3 separate regions of the Homo sapiens genome follow, and all the other regions are linked to region 2. A link is an interaction called in ENCODE POLR2A ChIA-PET data of the cell type or tissue named here. Cell type or tissue: CD4-positive, alpha-beta T cell. All regions are shown on one strand. Links, peaks and the distances in the headings refer to the core of each region. The heading gives the core; the rest is flanking DNA. Region 1 overlaps ZC3H8 (zinc finger CCCH-type containing 8). Region 2 overlaps FBLN7 (fibulin 7). Region 3 holds the start of ZC3H8 (zinc finger CCCH-type containing 8).

Region 1 (7,768 bases), core at 1,419-6,418, 61 kb before region 2:
GTGATGCTGTTTGATAGCATTTTACCCACAGTAAAAATTTCAAAATTGGAGTCAATCCTCTCAACCCCTGCCACTGCTTTATCAACTAGGTTTATATAATATTCTAAATCTGTTGTCATTTCAACAATGTTCATAGCATCTTCACCAGAAATAGATTGCATCTCAAGAAACCACATTGTTCACTTGTAAGAAGCAGCTCCTCATCTGTTCAAGTTTGATCATGAAGTTGCAGCAATTCAGTCACGTCTTCATTCTCCACTTCTAATTCTAGTTCTCTTGCTTTTCCACCACACCTGCAATTACTTCGTCTACTGAAGTCTTGAACTCCTCAAAGTCATCCCTGAGGGTTGCAATCACCTTCTTTCAAACTCCTGTTATTGTTGATATTTGACCTTCTGCCATGAATCACGAATGTTCTTAATGTCAGCTAAAATGGTGAATCCTTTCTAGGTTTTCAATTTACTCTGCCCAGATCCATCAGAGAAATCACTTTCTATGGCTACTATAACCTTAAAAAGTGTATTTTGTATTTATTTCTTAAATAAGACTTGAAAGTCAATTATTCCGTGATCCATAAGCTGCAGAATGGTTGTTGTGTTTGTGGACATGAAAACATTCATCTCCATCAGAGCTCTTGGGTGACTGGGTGCATTGTCAATGAGCAGTAGTATTTTGAAAAGGATATTTTTTCTGAGCAGTAGGTCTCAACAGTGGGCTTAAAATAGTCAGTAAACCATGCTGTAAACAGATATACTGCCATCTGGGCTCTGTTGCTCCATATATAGAGCACAGGCAGAGTATATTTAGCATAATTCTTAAGGGCCCTAGAATTTTCAGACTGGTAAATGAGCATTGGTTTCAACTTAAAGTCACCAGCTGCATTAGCTCCTAACAAGAGTTAGCCTATCTTTTTGAAGCCTTTTAAAGTATTTTATTTGTATAAATTTACGGGGTGCAAGTGCAATTTTGTTACATGCATAGATTGTAGTGGTGAAGTCAGGGTATTCTTTGAAGTGAGGTATTGACTTCTCTCTAGTTATGAAAGTCCCAAGTGGCATCTTTTTCCAACATAAGGCTGTTTCATTTACATTGAAAATCTGTTGTTTAGTGTGGCCACCTTCATCAATGATCTTAGCTAGATCTTCTGGATAATTTGCAGCTTTTACATCAGCACTTGTTGCTTCATCATGCACATTGCTTTTTGAGATGGAGTCTTGCTCTGTCACCCAGGCTGGAGTGCATTGGCATTACCTTGGCTCACTGCATCGTCTGCCTCCTGGGTTCAAGCGATTCTCCTGCTTCAGCCTCCTGAGTAGCTGGGACTACGGGTGTGCACCATCACACCCAGTTAATTTTTGTATTTTTAGTAGAGACGGGGTTTCACTATGTTGGCTAGGCTGGTCTTGAACCCCTGGCCTCAAGTGATCTGCCCGCCTCGGCCTCCCAAAGTGCTGGGATTATAAGCGTGAGCCACCGCGCCTGGCCTGTCATGCACTTTTTATGTGATGGAGACATCGTCTATCCATAAACCTCAAGAACCAACCTCTGCTAACTTCAGACTTTCCTTCTGCAGCTTCCTCACCTTTTTCCACCTTCATAGAATTGAAGAGAGTTAGGGCCTTGCCCTGGATTAGGCTTTGGCTTAAGGGAATGTTATGACTGGTTTGATCTTCTATCCAGACCAATACAATTTCTCTGTATCAGCAATAAGGCTGTTTTGTGTTCATATCATTAGTGTGTTCACTGGAGTAGCACTTTTACTTTCCTTCAGGAACCTTCCCTTTGCATTCACAAGTTGGCTATTTGGCTTACGAGGCCTAGCTTTCAGCTTGTCTTGACTTTTGACATGCCTTCCTCACTAAGCTTAATCATTTCTAGCTTTTGATTTCAGTAGAGACATATGATTCTTCCTTTCCCTTGAACACTTAGAAGCCATTGTAGGGTTATTAATTAGTCTAATTTCAGTATCTTAGTGTCTCAGGGAATAGGGAAGCCTGAGGGGAGAGGGAGGGAGAGAGACAGGAGAATGGCTGGTTGGTGGAGCAGTCAGAACACATGCAACATTTATCGATTAAGTTCGCCATCTTATGTGGGCATGGTTCATGGCACCCCCTCAAAAATTACAATAGTAACGTCAAAGACCACTGATCACAGATCGCTATAACAGATGTATTGCGAGAATTACCAAAATGTGACACAGAGACACAGAGTGAACACATGCTTTTCAAAAAATGGTGCCAATAGACTTGTTTGATGCAGGGTTGCCACAGACCTTCAATCTGTAAAAGAAATGTGTTATTTGTGACACACAGTAAAATGAAGGACATCAAATAAGGTATGCCTATAACTTTCTTTGTAGATATCTCACATCTTATATACCTTTTGTTATATTTATTGCTAAGTGTTTAATGAAACTATTGTGAATAATTTTTTTTAAGTATCATTTTCTAGCTGTTGGTTTCTCATTGGTTGGCATACACCCATATGTAGGGATGCATGGAAGACAGATTTTTGAGTTCTTGTTAACATTTCTGAAAATATCTTGAATTTACCTCATTGTTGATAGTTTGGCTGAAATAGAATTAAGTTTGAGGTTACTGCTCCATTGTCTTCTACTATCCAGTGTTACAAAGGTGAAATTTACCAATTTCATTCTAATATCTTTGTAAGTATCCTGTTTTCTCTGGAAGCTTTAAGGCTCTTCTCTTCATTCTTGGCATTCTTAATTCTATGCGATTGTGAATCTTTTTTCATTCATTCTGCTTAGTGCTATTGTGGTGAGATTATTTATTCATATCCTTTTATATGAGACATATCTCTTATTTTTTATCTTTTTTCTTTATATCCCAAGATATTTCCTCTGTTTCTATTTATCATTATTTCATAAATTACAATTTAACTAAGATCTTATTCTTGTTTTGATAGCTTTCTAACATTGTTTTTGAATATATTTTTTAATATCTTTGTGTATTTTTAAATTTTCGAGTTCTTTTTCTCAAATGATAGTTGCTTCTTCTGGATCTGTTTTTCAGTTATTTTCTTGCTTTTTTGTTATGTTCTGGAGATCAGGGATCAGTAAGCATTTTCTATAAAGGACAAGACAATAAATATTTTAGGTTTTTAAGGCAAGAAGCAAAATTGAGGATGTTATGTACGTATTTATATAATGAAGGAGAGAAAACAAGTTTCCACAACACAGCCTTTGACTGATAGACTTCAGTACATAATAATAATTGTTTTTTAATACGATTCTAATGAGAAGAATGGGATTCTTCTTTGTGAGGTAATTATTTGCTTAATTGGGGTTCAAAGTTACTGTTCCTTATCAAAATTGATTGCAAAGATTCATCTGTTAAGCTGATATATAATAAGACTTTATTTCATCTCTGAAAATGTCTTTTCGCTACAGATGGATATTGCCCAATACTGATATCAGTTCACCAGAATATGATCTTAATTGAGCATATACATTGCCTGGAAGACATTTATGGAACTTTGTTCGATTCTTCTCTTAGATTTGTCTTTTAGCATGTTACTACATTGCAGATGAGTCACTGCCAATCAAAGGTTAGGCGGAAGCTCCTCAGTTGCATAGTTAAATGGATTTTGAAGCACTTAAAGTCTGAAAAAACACTTCTGGAACTGTTTGAGTGTGCAAAATATATCTGCTGCAAATTAATGTAGGTATGGAGATCTTGTTCCTATTTTAACTTTGAACAGCACAGTGATACCAAGCAGTGTCAGTAACACCTGTGAACTCATTAAAAGCCAAGGAAAACCACTGGAAAGTATTTACCTGGTTTTAAATTGTCTGATGAAGCTCCAGTTTCCTCATATCTTTGAGCAGCTGTTCTTGCCAAAAGGCCACTTGTCTTAAGAACTTTATTTTCTCTGGACAGATTTCTTTGCTGTAATCAATCATGATTTAATTAACTCATTATAAGCTTTCTTTGGCTACAAATGAAACTTACTTTGATTATAGTCTTGTTTTTGTTTTATTTTTGGAAAGATCTGTGGATGTGATCATTTATTTTAAATTGTCTAATTTTAAAAAAGAATAATTTTAATCAGAAGAGAGCTGGAGTAAAATTTTCTAATTTTTCTGTTACTCTCTTGTGAGTTGGGAATATTGTGGTGAATGCTTAATACTGTAATGTCAACATACATTGTTTTCTTTTAGCACTACTGTAGTATTGTTACATAATAACCACAGTGATTTGCCGTCTGACTTGACAGTATAATAATCCACAATTCACTGCGCCTTTAAATACTTGACATTTGAAGTTTGCTTTTTGTGTTTTGATGTGGTAAGTATGCTCTGGAAAAAAAATTAAATAGCATGAGGTACTCAATGAAGCACTCAAAATGTTGTCAATTTATAACTGAGCATCTCTACGAAGTGATGAGAATGCCATGAAGGTCTCTTGCAGCTACTCAGCTCTGCTGTTGTAGCAAAGAAGCAGGCCATATAATATATAAATGAATGAGTATGCCTATGTTCCAATAAAATTGTATTTATGGACTCTGAAATTTAAATTTTATATAGTTTTCAAGTGTCATGAAATATTCTTTTGATTTCTTTTGTTTCAACCATGAAAAAATATGTAAAGTTCATTCTTAGCTTGTGGGTGCTTACAAACACAGGTGGCAGAGCGGATTTTGCCCTTGGGTTGTAGTTCACTGACTCCAGCTCTAGATTTTTGTCACATGCTTTTGTATTCCTTTGTTGTCCATTCATTTAAGAAAGGCCCAGAGAGTTAATAGATGTCCTCTGCTGATGTGTTGGTAAGTCTGTGTCTCTAAAGGCCTTTTCTCTAAATAGGAAGCCTGACTGGGTGGTGAGTGAGTAGGCTGTGTGGATAGGAGGTTTTCCAGCAGTGTAACAATTCTCAGTCCACTTTGTGCCATGCACCCCCTTTAGCAGTCTGGTGAAGCCTATGGACCCCTTTTCAAGTTTTTTAAGTGTATAAAATAAAATGTTTGATTACAAAGGAAATTGATTTGATTGAAATACAGTTTATCAAAATATTAAAAACAAATGCTATAGAGTAATATGTTCTTTATTAATACACTGAATATTAAGACCTAGCAGAGCAGTTAGTCTGATTCTAATTTTGCAGTGGTCATGAACATAAAAGGTATTTTGAGATCTGCAACAACTATAATGTGATACATGAAAATATCTGTGATTTGTGTTAGTGACAGTCACAGGCACTGCTGATACTGCTATATTTTGTTTCCTATGTTCAAAACGGAATAACATATTTGAACATACTTCCTTTGTTCAAATACCAAATGTCAATTTGGAGGTTGATGAAAATAATATGTGGTTTTCTTCTCATTCAAGTTCACTGAATTTTCTGAATTCAAGTTCACTGAATTTTCTGAATTCAATCCATAGGCCCTTGAGGGGGGGGTCTCTGGACAGCAGGGTGAGAACCCCTGCTTTATGGTGAGTAGGATGGAGTATTTTTCTAGTAGGGGTTGCTCCCAAATGCCAGCCCATGGAAGATTTAGTACCTCCATGTGGGTGGTCGTAGTACCCACATCTTAGCTTTTACCAGACATTCTATTCCATTTCTTTGGATAACAGCCTTCTCTTTTTTTCCTAGGGAAAGTACCTGGGTGGTTGTGTTCTGGAGAGGGAGAGGGCAGAGAGAATTTGTTGTAACAGCTTTGTCTGTTTTTTGTAGAATTTTAATTCATTCTCATTTATAGCCCCATTTCTCACACTGTACCTAAGCCCACCCTTTAGAGCATAACTTCCTTTTTGTCTATCAGAAATTTGACTCTTAATTCCTGATGAATGCACTTCATGCCTCCCATACACACACACACACACACACAAAACACAACACACATACACACGCGCACACACACACACACACACACACACACACACACTGTTACCTGTACTTTAATTTTGGAGGTTTCTGGAGGCCATACTAGTTCAGTAAACCATCTTGAATAAAAAAAGTTATTTAGACTCTTACAAAAGGAGAAAGGGGATGTAATCATGTTCGTATGCTTTTTAAATTATACAAAAAACAACAAACTGAAGCAATGAGTTTATAGCTAGCTAAGTGAAGAAAAGTATTCAATTATTTGTATTTTATATATTTCAATGCCCTCTGAAAAGAATCATTAGTAATATTTATCCCTACTGTATAATAAAACAGCAAAATTGATGATTGTCCTGGCTTTATTAATGTTGCCAGATTGTTTCATGTCTTCATTTAATGTAAGTCCAACGTATTATTACTTGTCGTAAAAGGAGTCTGCTTCAATACTGTAGGCCTATGTGTTTTGTGCAGACAGAGGGAACTTAATCACTCATTTGGATCATTTTAATATTTTGATTCAGATGCACTGAAGAAAATCTCACCTCTATGTATTTGATTAAGCTAAACTTCATAGGAGCTGCTGCATACTGAATAATCTTTTTGGTTCCCCCATGCCTACTAAATAAAATTAAAGGCCAAAACCAAGGTAAACATAATCTATCACAGGAGTCGGCCAACCTTTTCATAAAGGATCAGTTAGTGAATCTTTTCACCTTTGTAGGCCATGTTGTCTCTGTCACAACTAAGACAATATGTAAATGAATGGATGTAATTGGTGTTACAGTAAAACTGTATTTACAGAAACAGGTGGTGAAGCTGAAAATTTGCCAACCCCTGATCTATCAGTCCAGAAGTTACATTTACAAGTTTATTCTATGGTGTTAATGGGGAAAAGGCACTCTTTCTTGAAGACCTAGAGACAAGAAGTTTGGTGGCCTGAAGATAATTGGTTGATAGTCTTGTCTGGTGTAGGGAAGATAAGGTATAATTGAGGCCATTGTCAGATCAAGAAACTTCCTCAGCTTGTTTGGATTCTTTAAGCAGGGAGCAAGTTCATTTTCTAGGCTTATAATCAATCCTCTGGTGGAACAACTCCTAACTTTGAAGTTAACCATCAGAAGTAAACTGTTGCCGGGCATGGTGGCTCATGGCTGTAATCCTAGCACTTTGGGAGGCCGAGGCAGGCGGATCACTTGAGGTCAGCAGTTCAGGACCAGCCTGGCCAATAGGGTGAAACCCTGTCTCTATCAAAAATACAAAAATTAGCTGAGCATGGTGGTGCATGCCTGTAGTCCCAGCTACTCGGGAGGCTGAGGCAAGGGAATCGCTTGAGCCTGGGAGGCAGAGGTTGCAGTGAGCCAAGATCGTGCCACTGCACTCCAGCCTGGGCAATAGAGTGAGAATCCATCAAAAAAAAAAAAAAAAAAAAAAAAAGTAAACTGTTAAATTGGGCCACCTAATATATTTTATAATAGCGATTCTTCTGTTTTGTTTTTTGTCTGTTTGTTTTGAGTTTGCTTCTTAGTTATCATGTGAAAGCAAATAAGAGACCAGGCCCCAAAGTATGCTTTGAAACAAAATCATTATCCACTGTAATGATAGGCATGCCATTTCTTCGTGACATCAGAATAGGAGCCCTTTGATACTTGGTCATTTTTTAAAAATAAACTTTCTGATTAAAATGTGTCATACATACTAATTATAATGATACAGTTTAATATACCTGTGTCACCAAGTGTAGAAACACATGTAACCAATACCTGAAAATTTTTATGCAGAAATTGCTTTAAGTCATTGCTGTCATCAGCCTGGGCTCCTCTAGGATTAGCTCCCATGCCTGGGTTCTTCACCCTTGCCTTGGGCACGTGCAACAACAGAGTTAGGAAACTCTTTCTGCAAGTAAAGTTAACTTGATTACAGAGAAT
Region 2 (7,768 bases), core at 1,705-6,704:
CTCCCAGAGTGCTCGAATTATAAGCATAAGCCACTGTGCCTGGCCATCACGTGTATTCTCAACGCAGGAAGCCCTGTTTTCCTTAATCATTTGGAAAGAGGGTCTTGTGGAAATGCTTTCGATATTTCTCTATGTTGTTAAAAGACAAATGCAATCTAGTATATTTGGCGATTCTGTAGCATCATGATTATGCAGTCAACTGTCACATCCAGCTGTTGGTCGAATGCCCCAGAGGCCGTCATAGACCCGTTCCCTATCCCTTCACCGAGTGACTTCATGAGGAAGGTTCTGATGTCTTCACTCTCTCTAAAAACTGCCATGCTTCAGTGCCACTAAGTTTCTTGCTGCTTCTAATCTGCTTTAACTCAACAGCAATTCAAATAATTAAGTTACCCTCCATGGCTGTTACTTCATTTTAAAGACAACGCTAGGGCTCTTGTGATCTCTTTTTGAGAGGAAAATGTATGTGCTTTGTGATAGTTGTAGTCATTCCCCTTAAAGGCCCATCTCCCAACTTTAAAAAAAAAAAAAAAAGCTCTACTTGCTGTTTAAGAGTTGCAGTTACTAGATGTAGAACCTTCTAGTACTATTGGAAAAGCAGAGTGATATAATGCAGGGTGCACGGGATATGCAGTGTAACTCAAGGGAGTCTATAGTTCCTGGCTATGTGAATGCTGTCACCTCCCAAATCCATGTGATCTATACCTGTCTCCTGGGCTGCTATGGGTTTATCAGGGTAATGTCACCAACAGCTTCTTCCCTTCAGTGCCTGCCCTGGCTTTGCCATCCTGGGGTGGCAGCAACCCCATCAACCTCTATGTAGTGGGGGTGCACTTAGTATATTACTCCCATGGGGAATGGGGTTCTTATTTCTCCAGAGCAGCAACGCATTAAATGCAACCACTAAGCGGAAATGGAAATTCAGAGACACCAGCCTCCCAGCCTCCTGCCTCTCATCTTTCTATGGTATAACTGTACCTTCTCCCAAGAACCTCTAGGAAGCATCCAGCCCAGCCACACTTGGAGGCCTGGGTGAGGGTGTGCCTCCCCTGGAGATACTCACAATGGAGACGTCTTCACGTAGCTCACATTGCCGCTGCCCTCGGGGCACTCAGGGCTGACACACTGGAAGCTTCCACCGGTGTTGATGCATGTGGTCCCCTGGGGGCACACCGGCTGCAGGCCCACACATTCATCCACATCTGAGATACAGGACATACAACAGGTGAGAATCGCCCTGACCTTCCCTCCATTGCAGACAGAACCACATGAGAGGCCCTGCAGGTCCTGTAATGTGGTGCTCCCTGCTCCTGGCACTTATTCTTAAAGCAGAAAGCCTGCCTTCCTTAACTGTGTGGAATCAGGGCCCTGAGGAAATGCCAGGGAGTGCCCCTCCCTGGGATCCTGTCCTCTTTCCCTGGGGTATGACAGGTGGCAAGGATGGTGGAAAGCACCAGGTGAGTGTTACTGGTCACAATGCTTCTCTTAGACCTGTCTGCTTCTCAGCCCAAGTGCCCCATTACCCTCCATGGCTGTTATTCTTCATATATATATATGTGTGTGTGTATATATATGTATATGGTATATATATATATGTATATATGGTATATATATACACACACCATATATACGTATATATGGTATATATGGTGTGTGTATATATATATACCATATACATATATATACATATACCATATTCATATATATACCATATATACACCATATACAGCATATATATACCATATACCTATATATACTATATATACACACACTTTTTTTAAATTAGAATCTTCTAGAAAGTCTTCCCTGCCAGCCTCACCCCATGCGAGTGCAGACACCTCAATATCATGATTTGTATGAGTTCTCTGCTCCCTTTGCAGACATCCAGAGAGTCTCCCCAGCTGGAGGCCGTCCCTCCCAACCCCAAGCAACCCCAGGTGGGCCTTCGTGAGCACTGTGGGAGGGAGGGAGTGTGGGTGGCTATCTGGATGCCTTCTCCTGCTCCAGCCCCAGGTCACCCACTCCTCAGAGCCCTGCAGCGGGGCCCCAATGGGATGTCACCGGGGAGCCACCTCTCCCCTCACATTCCCACGTCAGCCCATGGAGGAGCCCTCTGCCCTCTCTTCTCCCGTTCTCCCTTGGTGGGTCAGAGCTGTTATCTGGAGCCAGCGGGGCTCCCCTCTGTGTCCTGTTTCCATGGGGGAAGTCCAGCTGGGGAGGTGGGCCTGTCCACCCTCCTAGTGTGAGGTATGCCTGCAGGAGCAGAACCAGCCCCCCGAAAGGCCCACTGCAGCATGGTGGTTTAAGGGCCAAGGGTCAGGATGATCCCACTTGGGCTTCAGGCCTGAGATGTGTGCTCTGACTCAGCTCATGTGGAGATTCAGCATGTCTACATCAACTGACATCTGTATTTTCCCTAAGTGGAGGTGGGGAAACACAGGAGGCTTCCTGTTAGGCACCCAGTGTCCCTGGGACTTGTCCTGTAGTGATGATGGTGACTGTTGCGAGGGTTCTCAGCCTCTCTGTTCTACAACCAACCCACTCTGCACACATCCTTCCTAATCTCTTAGGTGCCTCCCATCCCTGCTGCAGACATTCCTTGTCAACTTAAGATGTTCTTTCCCACTCTGCCAGGAATCAGCCTCAGAAACCTCAACCCGGCCCTCCAGGAAACCACTGCTGATGGACAGGATTCAGCACTGGGGTGAAACCTGAGCCAGTTATTTTCCATCTGCGCCGCTGCCCCCCAACCCACTCTCTGCACCTGAGAGGCTGACTGGTTTTTAGCTGGGGTTGGCAAATGACAGTGACCCAGCCTGAGGAGTCCTGACCTGCCTGGATGTGGTTCTGATGGAGGCTGTGTCCTTGATCAGAGCCACAATCTTTCAGGCTCTGATAAGCCCCCTCACTTCCTGTACCTCACAAGCCAGGGGTAGTGATGCCCCCGACTCTTGTCCCTCCCTGGGTGCTCCGCCTCCCTTGTTGTCCTCAGCTACCATCAGACAAGGCTGGTGCTGTAGCGCCCGACCTCACTAAGACATAAGTGCCTGTAAGGTGCTGCCCCTTTCAGAGGTGGACTTACAGGTGGACACAGGGTCATGGAGTCTCATGGGTTCCTCCAGATTACATGACATGGGTGACCACCTGGCCACTCTGCCTTTAGGCCCAGCCCTAGCTGAAGGAATTGTTGAGTGGGTAGAATTGACCAGACCTTGAAGAAAACAAAAAACCCATTTACTCAAATAAAGTCGGAAAAGACTAGTTGCCAAGATGTTTAAGGAACTCATTTTCCTATTTATGTAGATGATAATGTGGCCTGACCTTTGAGAAGCCCTTTGGTTGGTGGCTTTTTAAAAATCCAATGTATCTGAAACTGTGACTCTCCTAACCACCTCACTCCCGACTGTGAGGTCCTGGGGGTTCAGCACAGCAGCAGGTGGCTGGGTGCAGACGACACTCTGTAGCCTCACTCACCCTCACAGCTCTTCCCGTCAGCCAGAGTTCGGTATCCACCGGGGCAGGTGCAACGGTAAGAGCCCGGGGTGTTCACGCAGGCGTGCATGCAGAGCCGGGGGCGCCCCTCCTGCCCGTAGAGCTCACACTCGTTCACGTCTGCAGACAGAAGTGCTCACTGTGACTTTAGGAGCCATGCAGCAAGTGTTGCCAGCTGTGACCCAGAACAATCATGCTTCAATTCCTGGAGGCAGTGGCAGCTGCAGTTAAGTGGCTGGGCCTCGGGCAGCCGCCATGCCCTACCCCCAGCAGAGCACTCACAAGAGGAGCAGGTGTGCTTCCCTTTCTCCTAAGCCGAGGGCCCAGAGGGCTAAAAGGAGGAGTGAGAGGGAGCTGAAGTGCTAGGCCCTAGAAAGGCATCACTGTCTTAGGCTGAAGACACCTGGGGAGACCCTGCAGAGGCTGGCAAATCAAGCCTATTCCCAGAAAGTAGGGATGGGTTAACAGCCCCATGTTAACTCTCTTTATCTTTGGGAATCCTCCTTTCTGTGCTGTAAAATGAGGCTATTAGCACCAACTGACCAGATCTCAGCTTTGAACTCCTGCTTTGCGTTGTTTGGGGAGAGAACTCTGGTAATCAGGAGAGCACAGCAAAACTGAGCCGTCAGGAAAGCTAAGCCCAGAGGGGACCAAGGAATGAGTCCCACACCCCTACCCAGCTCCGGGCCCGCTCTACCAACACGGCGATTTAAGCTCCTCCTTGCCACCCGTAGACGTGATTCCAGCCAGGGCGGAGGGGATGGAGGGTCTCAAGGCTCTCCTGAACCAAGCGCGTGTGGCTTGGGCATAGGCTGGACCAGGTTCTGAGGCGGGGCGAGCTCTGATTTCTGTGAATTAGCTGCCTTCTAGCCATCACTAGGTCAACACTTACCTATAATGCAAAGTGGCCAGGCCTTCTGAGACCGCGCGCAGGAAGCCACCCGTGCCGGCAGGAGGGCGGTGGGTGAGAGCCCCTTCCCCGCCCCATGTCCTCCCCGTGCTGTCCCCAGTGTCCTGGCGGAGCCCGCGCCTACCCTGGCAGACGCTGTCGCCGGCGGCGCCGCTCAGGTGGAATCCGGCCTCGCAGCTGCAGTGCTGAGCCCGCTCCACCTGCGCACAGCGCGGCGCGCGGCTGAAGGCGGAGTCGCCGGCCACGCTGCCCTCGGGGGCGGCTGCGGGGAGAAGACACGCTCAGTGCCGGGCCCTGGCGCACCTGCCGTGGGCCCGACCTTGGGTAGGGGCCGGGAGCAGAACCAAGACGGAGGCACGGCCCCTTCTCAAAGGGCTTACTCTGGAGTAGGGAAAGGAGAGACAAGTAATCAACCACAGACCCAGACGACCCGTCCAGGGCCTACGCGAAGGGGGCGCGGGAAAGGAAGCGCCCTGGAATAGAATGGTGCAGGAAAATGCAGGCCACCAAGCCGCACCCCGAGAAGGACAGCTGGGGCAAATCCACGTCTTCACTTAAAAAGACTTGAACACCCCAAAATTCTAACGGTGATCACTAGAGTTTAAAACCATGGGCCACTATTTTTTGTTTCTTTGTGTGTGTGTGTGTATTCTTTATTTTATTATTTTTAATTTTAGGTTTGAAGACCTTCAACATGTGAAGGTTTGTTACATAGATAAACACGTGTCACAGGGGGTTATTGTACACATCACCCAGGTATTAAGCCCAGTACCCAATAGTTACCTTTTCTGCTCCTCTCCCTCCTCCCCAACCCCTCAAGTAGACCCAGTGTCTGTTGTTTCCTTCTTTGTGTTCATAAGTTGTTATCAATTAACTCCCAGTTATAAGTGAGAACATGCCGTATTTGGTTTTCTGTTCCTATGTTAGTTTGCCAAGGATGGTAGCCTCCAGCTCCATCCATGTTTCCACAAAAGACATGATCTCATTCTTTTTTGTGGCTGCGTAATATTCCATGGTGTATATGTCCCACATTTTCTTTTCTTTTTTTTCTTTCGTTTTTTTTTTTTTTTTTTTTTTTGAGACAGAGTCTCACTCTGTCGCCCAGGCTGGAGTGCAGTGGCACGATCTCCGCTCACTGCGAGCTCTGCCTCCCGGGTTCATGCCATTCTCCTGCCTCAGCCTCCTAAGTAGCTGGGACTACAGGCGCCCGCCACCACACCGGGCAAATTTTTTTGTATTTTTTTAGTAGAGACGGGGTTTCACCATGTTAGCCAGGATGGTCTTGATCTCCTGACTTCGTGATCTGCCCACCTCGGCCTCCCAAAGTGCTGGAATTACAGGCGTGAGCCACCACGCCCAGCCCCATGTACCGCATTTTCTTTATCCAGTCTGTTATTGACGAGCATTTAGGTTGGTTCCATGTCTTTGCTATTGTGAACAGTGCTGCAACAAATATTCGAGTGCATGTGTCTTTATGGTAGAATGTTTTGTGTTGCTCTGGGTATATACCCAGTAATAGGATTGCTGGGTCAAGTGGTAGTTCTGCTTTTAGCTCTTTGAGGAATCACCATACTGCTTTCCACAATGGTTGAACTAATTTACACTCCCACCAACAGTGTATAAGGGTTTCCTTTTCTCCACAACCTCTCCAGGATCGGTTACTTTTTGGCTTTTTAATAATAGCCATTCTGAGGGGTGTGAGATAGTATCTCATACCAGATAGTTTTGATTTGCATTTCTTTAATCATCAGTGATATGGAGCTTTTTTTTCCATATGCTTGTTGGCCTGTTGTAGGTTTTCTTTTGAGAAGTTTCTGTTCATGTACGTTGCCCACTTTTTAATGGGGTTGTTTGTTTTTCTCTTGTAAATTTAAGTTCCTTATAGACGCTGGATATTAGACCTTTGTCAGATGCATAGTTTGCAAATATTTTCTCCCATTCTGTAGGTTGTCTGTTTACTCCTTTGATACTTTCTTTTGCTATGCAGAAGCTCTTAAGTTTAATTAGAATCCGTTTGTCAATTTTTGCTTTTGTTGTAATTGCTTTTGGTATCTTTGTCATGAAATCTTTGTCCATTCCTCTGTCAGGATGGTATTGCCTACGTTGTCTTCCAGGGTTTTTGTAGTTTTGGATTTTACATCTAACTCTTTAATCCATCTTGAGTTGATTTTTGTCTGTGGTGTAAGAAGTGGTTCAGTTTCAGTCTTCTGCATATGGCTAGCCAGTTATCCCAGCACCATTTATTGAATAGGAGTCTTTTCCCCATTCTTGTTTTTGTCAGCTTGGTCAAAGATCAGATGGTCATAGATGTGTGGCCTTATTTCTGTGCTCTCTATTCCGTTCCATTGGTCTACGTGCCTGTTTTTGTACCAGTACCATGCTGTTTTGGTCACTGTAGCCTTGTGGTATAGTTTGAAGTTGGGTAATGTGATTCCTTTAGCTTTGTTCTTTTTGCTTAGGATTGCCTTGGGTATTCAGGATCTTTTTGGGTTCCATATGCATGTTAAAGTAATTTTTTTCTAGTTCTGTGAAGAATGTCTTTGGTAGTTTGATAGGAATAGCATTGAATCTGTAAGTTGTTTTGGGCAGTGTAGCCATTTTAATGATATTGATTCTTTGTATCCATAAGCATGGAATGTTTTTTCATTTGTCTGTGTCTTCTCTGATTTTTTTGAGCCATGTTTTGTAATTCTCATTATAGAGATCTTTCACCTCCCTGGTTAGCTGTATTCCTAGGTATTTTATTTGTGTGTGTGTGGCAAATTGTGAATAGGATTGTCTTTCTGATTTGGCTCTCAGTTTGGTTGTTGTTGGTATATAGGAATGCTAGTGATTTTTCTACATTGATTTTGTATCCTGCAACTTTGCTGAAGTTGTTTATCAGTTGAAGGAACTTTTGGGCCGAGACTTTGGGATTTTCTAGATATAGAATCATGTCATCTGCAAACAGAGATAGTTTGATTTCCTCTCTTCCTATTTGGATGCGCTTTATTTCTTTCTCTCGCCTGTTGCTCTCGCCAGGACTTCCAATACTACGTTGAATAGAAGTGATGAGAAAGGGCATCCCTGTCTTATGCCAGTTTTCAAGGAGAATGCCCATTCCGTACAATGTTGGCTGTGAGTTTGTCATAGATGGCTCTTATTATTTTGAGGTCTGTTCCTTCAATACCTAGTTTGTTGAGAGTTTTTAACATGAAGAGATGTTGAATTTCATCAAAAGCCTTTTTGCATATATTGAGATAATCATGTAGTTTTGCTTTTAGTTCTGTTTATGTGATGAATCACATTTATTGATTTTTATATGTTGAATCAACCTTGTATCCCGGGGAGGAAGCCTACTTGATCATGGTGGATTCGCTTTTTCAT
Region 3 (7,768 bases), core at 1,015-6,014, 73 kb before region 2:
CTATGTGTATATCACATTTTATCCATTAATCAGTGGATGGACACTCGGTTTGTTTCTACCTTTTGGCTATTGTGAATAATGCTGCAATTAACATGAATGTACAAATATATGTTTCAGTCCCTGTTTTCAATTCCTTTGGGTATATACCTAGGAGTGGAATTGCTGGGTCATATGATAATTTTATGTTTAGGCCATCTGCTTTATAATAATAGGGAATTTCACTTTTCTATTGCTATAGAGGACAGCAAATTGGCCTAAAACTTTGTGGTTAAAAAAACAAACATTGATCTTCTTTATTATTATTATTATTTTTTGAGATGAAGTTTTGCTCTTCTTGCCCAGGCTGGAGTGCAATGGCGCGATCTCGGCTTACTGCAAACTCCGCCTCCTGGGTTCAAGCGATTCTCGTGCCTCAGCCTCCCAAGTAACTGGGACTACAGGCATGCGCCACCACACCCAGCTAATTTTGTATTTTTAGTAGAGACGGGGTTTCACCATGTTGGCCAGGCTGGTCTCAACCTCCTGACTTGAGGTGATCCACCTGCCTCAGACTCCCAAAGTGCTGGGATTACAGGCGTGAGCCACCACACCTGGCCCAACATTGATCTTCTTATATCCTCTGTGGGTCACGAATCTGCGAGCTGCTTAGCTGGGTGGTTCTGTCCCACAGTTTCTCACGGGATTGCTGTCGAGATGTCTTCTGGCTTGCTTAGTGCTGGGAGATCTGTTTCCAAGGTACCTCACCCACATGGCTGGCTCTCCACAGGCTGCCTGAGTGATTCATGACATGGTGACTGACTTCCCTTCATGCAGATGATTCAAGAGAATAAGGCAGAAACTACAATGTCTTCTTATGACCTCAGAAATCATGCATCATCACTTTTGCCACATTGTATTTGTTAGAAATAAATAAGTAAATCCTATCCACATTAAAGAAGAGGGGACTAAATCTCCAACTTTTGCAGGGAGAAGTGTTAAGGAATTTTTGAACACATTTTAATATGACCACACCATCCACTGATTTTTTTTTTTTTTTTTTGAGATGGAGTCTCACTCTGTCTCCCAGGCTGGAGTGCAGTGGCGCAATTTCAGCTCACTGCAACCTCCGCCTCCCGGGTTCAAGCGATTCTCCTGCCTCAGACTCCTGAGTAGCTGGGACTACAGGCGTGCGCCAACCCGCCCAGCTAATTTTTGTATTTTTATTAGAGACAGGGTTTCACCATTTTGGCAGGATGGTCTCTATCTCTTGACCTTGTGATCCACCGGCCTTGGCCTCCCAAAGTGCTGGGATTACAGGTGTGAGCCACCACGCCCAGCCCCATCCACTGATTTTTAAAAATTTCAGTATTATATTTTTTATTTCTAGAAGTTCTACTTGGTTACTTCTCCCCAATTTCTCTATGACACTTTTTATAGTTTCTTTTTTATTAGTTAGATATTACTATGTAGTAAACTACTTAAAAACTTAGTGGCTTAAAACAAGGACCATTTATTTATGTGGGTTAGTAATTTGGACTGGGATCATCTGAGAGTCTTTGGTTCTCTGCAGGACTCCATCATGTGTGTGCTCAGCTGTATGTTGCCTAGGAGGCTTTGCTTTTAGGGTTTTGCTAGCTGTTGACTGGGTGTTTTCGCTGTCCTCCATTAGCCTTATCTTCTACATGCCTCTCCCTTATCGTCAGCAGGGTAGCCTGAGTTTATTGTCCTGAAGAAGGCAGGCATATAAGAGACAGCAGACACATACAAAGCCTCTTGGGGCCTTGGCTTGGTATTGGCAGGCCACTTCTGCATTCTACTAGCTAAGACAAGTCATTCTATCAGGCAAAATCAACTCAGATTAAAGAGGAGGTGAAATAGATCCTACCTCTTTATGGGAGGAGCTGCAAAGTCACATTGCAAAGGACATGGATACAGGAAAGGTTGGAGAAATTGGGGCCTTTTTTGGCATCAATCTAACACAAACATATGTAGCCTTTTATATAGTCTTTGTCTGAAAATGCTAGTGTCTGATGCCTTTGCAGGTCAGATGTTTTAGCTGCTTTTTACCTACCAATCTAATTTTCATTTGTGTCTGGTTATCTTTTGCTGTATGTTGGATATTTTATATAAAAAAGTGTGTATGGTAACAATTTGGGTTCTATAATAATGCTTCCTGCTAAAGAGGGGGTAATTCTAGTTTTTATCTCCTTAATTCAATTTTTTCTCTGAATTTTTAGTAATGATTCATGTTCCATAGGTGATGGCCTACAATATAAACAACATGGGAAAGTAGAATTTCCCTGGGGAAGATGTCTGGCTTCAAATAGTTCCCTTCACTAATCGGTAAAGGGATCCTGATTCATGCCAAGAATCAAACACTCCCTTCACTTACAGAAGCAAGTCAGGTTCTCTATCACTGGCCCAACCTAGGGTTTGAGCCTTCCTTTCTACAGGTCCCTTAAATGGCATTACATTGAGCAAAACTGAGCAATTTCCTGTTCTGCAACAGCATGCTCTATTTTCCTGCCTTCATACAATTCTCTCTACTTGGAATGCCCACTTCCTCTTTTCCTATGGAAATATCTCAAGACCCAGCTCAAATACTCCCTTCTCAAGAAGCCTTCCCAACTGGATGCAATTTTTTCCCTCTTCTGAATTCTCTTAGTATTTGGTACTTTTTAACGGACTTTTCTGTCTTGAGGTTACTTGTGTATTCATTTTAATTCCCATTCAATTGTAGAGACCCTACAAGTTACATTACCTGACTACACATCTGTTTATTCATTTCAAAACTGTGAATGGTAATAGAACATCTTTTACAGGGCTGTTGTGAGGATTAAGTTAGCTAACATGTGAAACGCTATTTCTAAGGAATAGTAGTGGAGTGCTCAGATAAATGTTAGCTGTTACTACCATCCCTTAGAAATACTGTGATTTTGATGGAAGAGTTTTCACCAAGGTGAAAGCAGAATCCTAACAACTAATTTTAAAAATTCTGGGCTGGGGCCGGGCGCGGTGGCTCACGCCTGTAATCCCAGCACTTTGGAAGGCTGGGGCGGGCGGATCACGAGATCAAGAGATCGAGACCATCCTGGCCAACATGGTGAAATCCCGTCTCTACTAAAAATACAAAAATTAGCTGGGCGTGGTGGCAGACACCTGTAGTCCCAGCTACTCAGGAGGCTGAAGCAGGAGACTTGCTTGAACCCGGGAGGCGGAGGTTGCAGTGAGCCGAGATCACGCCACTGCAGTCCAGCCTGGACGACAGAGCTTGACTCTGTCTTTAAATAAACAAACAAACAAACAAATAAATAAATAAAATAAACAAAATTCTACTATCTGAGGTAAAGGACGAAAAAGCTTACAGAAGGGCAACCACGGCGGCGCCTGCGCAGAGCCGAGGCGAAGGAGGCAGGGAGAGACCCGGCCTGCCCAGAGTCGCGGAGGGCGGTGCAGCGCATGCGCGGGGCAGGTGAGGCTGCGCGGGGCGGAGCCTGTGGCCCTGGCGCGGCTCTGGGTCCGTCTCGTCGCGTCCGGGTTGTCACTCTCTCGGGTTGTTACTCTGTAGCTTCCCGGCTCGCGAAAGGGAGGACCTGTCTGGGTCATGGATTTTGAGAATCTTTTCTCAAAACCCCCCAACCCGGCCCTCGGCAAAACGGCCACGGACTCTGACGAAAGGTGATCCCATATCTTTTCATCTTTTGAATGCAGGGGCTCAGCGGGACTCCGCCTCTTAGTTTCTTCTGGATTGGAGGCAGTCCGGGGCCACGTCCGGGCCGCGTCGCGAGGGCCCGTGGGGAGCACGTGGGCCGGCCGGGCGCCACCGTCTGACCTATAGAGGTCGTGCGGGGTCCGGGTGGGAGCAGAAGCTGAACGCGGGGCTCAGGCTTAGGCCGTCAGGGCCGGGGCTGTCGAGAGCCTGGGCGGGGGAGCGGGGTGGAGGCGAGAAGGCTCCGGGATGCGCCCCTTTCTCTGCACAGCAGCGGGTGAGGAGCCCGCCTCTGTGGTCCCGTAGCGTCTGTCTTTACCGTTGTTGCCTGTTTCCACGAGACCGTAAACTCCCAGAGGACACTGATGTGACCTTTTTCACTGACACCTCCTAGGTTCTTTTCTGTAGAAAGGATGAAACCACAAGTTTATTGAAAGGTAAAGAATAGGCAATACTCTGCCATTAGTCCACTGATTTGCATGGAAAGACCCTAAAGACCACAATAAAGCAACAGACGTCATTTGGACTTAATATTTCCATTAGGTTGGAAAAGCAAGTGAGACTCTTGGTCAGATGGCCCTAATTTGTAGATTATATTTTTGGAGCAGTGTCTAGTGATTTGAAATGCTAAAAACCACCATCTTTGTTCTTAAACCTACGTCTTTTATTTCCCTCAACTGAGATATATTTCCAGTTGTGATTGATTTTACCATTCGATATTGGTCAGCTGTTCACTCTATCTCAAATTTTACCTTAACTGATCATCCAGAGCTTTACCTTGTGCTTTACATGAAATAAATCACTTAATCCTCAAAACAAACTTAAAGAGAAGATGATGCCGTCCTCGTTTTACAGATGGGAAAACTGAGGCACGGAGAGGCTAAATAACCTGCCGAGATTGCACAGTGTAAGTGGAAGAGCTATGTCCAGGATCCATGATTTTATCACCAAGCTTCTCATGCAAAATGACTAAAATTTTAAAATAAGCCCTATAAATATTGGAAAGAGACAGATACACTAATTACTTGCAGATGATATAATTTACTAAGAAAAATAACTGGTACTAATTGATATGTTATAAAATACATAAGAATTCATCACACAAAAAAAAGATAATAGCAACATTTAAAAATCCGAACAGCAGCTATCAGTTTCAAAGTGTGTTGGACACAAGCTCCATTCCCCAAAACTTGACTGCAATACATAAAAGACACTTGGAATTTTGCCAAAATGATGGGTGAAGGATGGTATGGAAGTATGGTGAGCTGTCCATATTATTTGCCCATTTTTCTCCTTTTTGGTCTTTTTCACATTCTAGGATCTCTTATCTGCGAATACTTTACTCCCAATTGTCATTTGTCTTTGCCTATGGCATTATTTTTCAATGTAAAAAGGAATGGGGATGTTGTGGTTTGGTTTTATGCAGTCAGATGAATCAGTCTTTTCTCATATGGTTTCTGGTTTTTTTTCCGAGTAATTTGTGATGGGAATACTTCTCATTCATTCAAAAAATCGTATTGAGCACCTGCTACGGCCTTGGGGATATAGTAGTAAATGAAGAAGAGATGAAAATTTCTGTACTAATGAATTTACATTATTAGGGGAAGGGGGAGACATACATAAATATATCATATTTTAGGTGGTACTAAATGCCCTGAGAAAATGAATGAAGGGTAAGGGGAAAATAAGCACTGGTGGGATGGTAGGGAGGGAGTAGTTTTGTGGGTTTTTTTTTTATTTTTTTGAGCAGAGTCTGGCTCTGTCGCCCAGGCTGGGGTGCAGTGGCGCGATCTCGGCTCACTGCAAGCTCTGCCTTCCGGGTTCACACCATTCTCCTGCCTCAGCCTCCCGAGTAGCTGGGACTACAGGCGCCTGCCACCACGCCCGACGTATTTTTAGTAGAGACGGGGTTTCACCATGTTAGACAGGATGGTCTCGATCTCCTGACCTTGTGATCTGCCCGCCTTGGCCTCCCAAAGTGCTGGGATTACAGGCGTGAGCCACCGCGCCCGGCTGGGAGGTGTAGATATTTTAAGAAGGTAGATAAGGAAAGCCTCACTGATAACATTGGTAAGTTTTAAAAATCTGTGTAGGGACCTGAAGGAGGTGAGGGGGTTTCATAGTCCAGAGGGGTGGAGAGGAGTCTGTATAAAGGTCCTCAGACGGAGTGAGCTTGGTGTGATTGGGTTAGGGGAGCAAAGTGGCCAGGACAGCTGGGGTGGAGTAAGAGGGACTTGGAAGTCTGCGAGGTACTGGGGTAGGGTTAGGGGAGCCCAATCATGGAGGAACTGGTAGGTGCCGAAATAAGGACTTTGGCTTTTACTCTGAATGAGACAAGAGACCATTGGAGGGTTTTTCAGCAGAGTGACATTTGAAATATTTTAGCAGGGTCATTCTAGTTGTGTTGAGAGTAGAATGTAGGGGTGCCAGAGCAGCTTGGATTGTTGTATTAGTGGCAAGAAGTGGTCAAACGTGGGTATGTTGAAGATAGAATAAACTGGATTTCCTCAGAGATTGGATGGGGATGTGAGAGAGGAATCAAGATTGACTTTAAGGTTTTGGTAGGGATCTTGAGAGGGATGGTGTTGCCGTTTTAGATAGCAAGAAGGATTAGGCTTCAGAGAGAAGAGCAAGAGTTCAGTGTTGGATGTTTTAAGATTACATATGTCTAGTAGATGTTCAGGTGGTTATGTTGACTAGGAAGTTAGCTCTGTTTGGATTTAAGAAGAGGGGTTTGGGTTAGAGACTTGGATATTGAAATCAACTACATACAGATGATATTCATAGTGATGATATAGAAAGGGATAGCCTGGAATGAGAATATAGATGAGAATATAGACAAAGAAGAGAAGAGGTGAGAACTGACTTTGAAAGTTGTGAAGATAAGGAACCAACAAAGGAGACTGAGAAGTAGTAGCTGTGGAAAGAAGAAACTAGAAGAGCCCACTATCTCTGAAGCTAAGTAAAGAACATGTTTTACAGAGAAGAGGTGGTCACCTCTGTCCTATCCTGCTCATAGGTCTAATATGGGTGCTGAGTATTGTAGACCTTCACAGTGAAAGTAGACATCTATTTAGAATGGGCAGTGTTGAATAACAGTGTGATTGTAGGGCACATACTTGGGAGCTTTGCCTGCCTGCTGGGGCTCAGATCTCAGCTCCACCATGTATTAGCTCTGTGACAAGTTACATATCCTTTCTGTGATTGTTTTCTCATCCGTAAAATGGGCTTTTAGTATGTATGTCATAACACTGTTGTTTGTGGTAAGTGTTACGTGTATGGAGCAGCATCTGGCACAGAGTAAGCATCATTCAAGTGTTGGCTGATGCTGTTACTGCTATTGAGGTCATTATTGTCATTATTCCTCTGCCTAAGGAGAGGTTGCCTCCTACTCCATGAGATGATTCATTACTGGAAACTATAGCTATAAAGATTCACAAGTATTGGGGTTTTTGGTTCTTGTAATGGTGGCTTCTGTAGCAGGCTCACAACTTAGTACCTCATCTGATGGATGTAACTCTGGAGCTCTGAGTCAGTGTAAACTGTTGAATTGGACAAAGCTGTGAAGCCTGAGCTCCTGTAACTTTGAAAGAACAGCCACGGAGCCACTGTTCACATTCTCCTTGTGCTGTCAGTGCTTTCCCTTTGTAACATGTTCTCTTGAGATGGGACACATTCCCCAATTCCTTGCCTTTATCTGGTGTGTAACTCATATTTTAATTCACAGCTTTTCCCAATCTTGTGTTCAATAGTCACCACTTACTAAGATAATATTTTCTTCAGCTCCCTATATTTCTAGTATCAACCATTATTCAGATACATCTATACATTTTATTGTCTTCTTTGTTCACCATGTTCTTATATTTCCCATCCCTCTTGGGTTCATATTTAGTTTTGCTGGAATAGCCTCAAGTAATTGTCTCAGACTGTTATATATATGCATGGTCAACTTCTCAGTCCTGTAAGTCTGAAAACAGTTTTTCTTTTTCATCTTTACACTTAAATGTGTTTGTCTCGCTCCTAATCTCAAAAGGCACTCTGCATTCTGCCTAAAATACCCTTCTCTCTCACATTCCTCTT

Evidence for each region. ChIA-PET counts read pairs that join two places held together with the same protein. Peaks named below come from ENCODE experiments on the same cell type or tissue, not always from the same donor. Only the 100,000 strongest peaks of a DNase experiment are listed, where the experiment ranks them.
Region 1: POLR2A ChIA-PET joins it to region 2 with 16 read pairs; 8 of 35 experiments call an interaction of 5 or more read pairs at or near these places.
Region 3: POLR2A ChIA-PET joins it to region 2 with 45 read pairs; 9 of 35 experiments call an interaction of 5 or more read pairs at or near these places.

What each region holds. Positions count from the first base shown.
Region 1 is chr2:112,239,089-112,246,856 of GRCh38, reverse strand. The region is part of intron 2 of ZC3H8 (zinc finger CCCH-type containing 8); the gene reads left to right. It also overlaps a transcript of FBLN7 not described here. Among named protein-coding and RNA genes, the nearest start is that of ZC3H8, 12 kb to the left of the region's middle. In CD4-positive, alpha-beta T cell, for the core only: no CTCF peak of the experiment used is centred there; no DNase peak of the experiment used is centred there.
Region 2 is chr2:112,178,635-112,186,402 of GRCh38, reverse strand. It overlaps FBLN7 (fibulin 7), which reads right to left. Exons shown (of 8, transcript NM_153214.3): 5 at 4,527-4,664; 6 at 3,475-3,612; 7 at 1,064-1,202. Among named protein-coding and RNA genes, the nearest start is that of FBLN7, 44 kb to the right of the region's middle. In CD4-positive, alpha-beta T cell, for the core only: a CTCF peak has its summit at 4,632; DNase peaks (open chromatin) are centred at 2,902, 3,542 and 4,602; H3K4me3 peaks cover 2,720 bases; H3K27ac peaks cover 3,638 bases.
Region 3 is chr2:112,250,797-112,258,564 of GRCh38, reverse strand. It overlaps ZC3H8 (zinc finger CCCH-type containing 8), which reads left to right and starts at 3,523. Exons shown (of 9, transcript NM_032494.3): 1 at 3,523-3,657. The coding sequence starts at 3,584. RefSeq lists a cis regulatory region at 1,539-1,790 and a silencer at 3,341-3,550. In CD4-positive, alpha-beta T cell, for the core only: no CTCF peak of the experiment used is centred there; a DNase peak (open chromatin) is centred at 3,434; H3K4me3 peaks cover 1,489 bases; H3K27ac peaks cover 807 bases.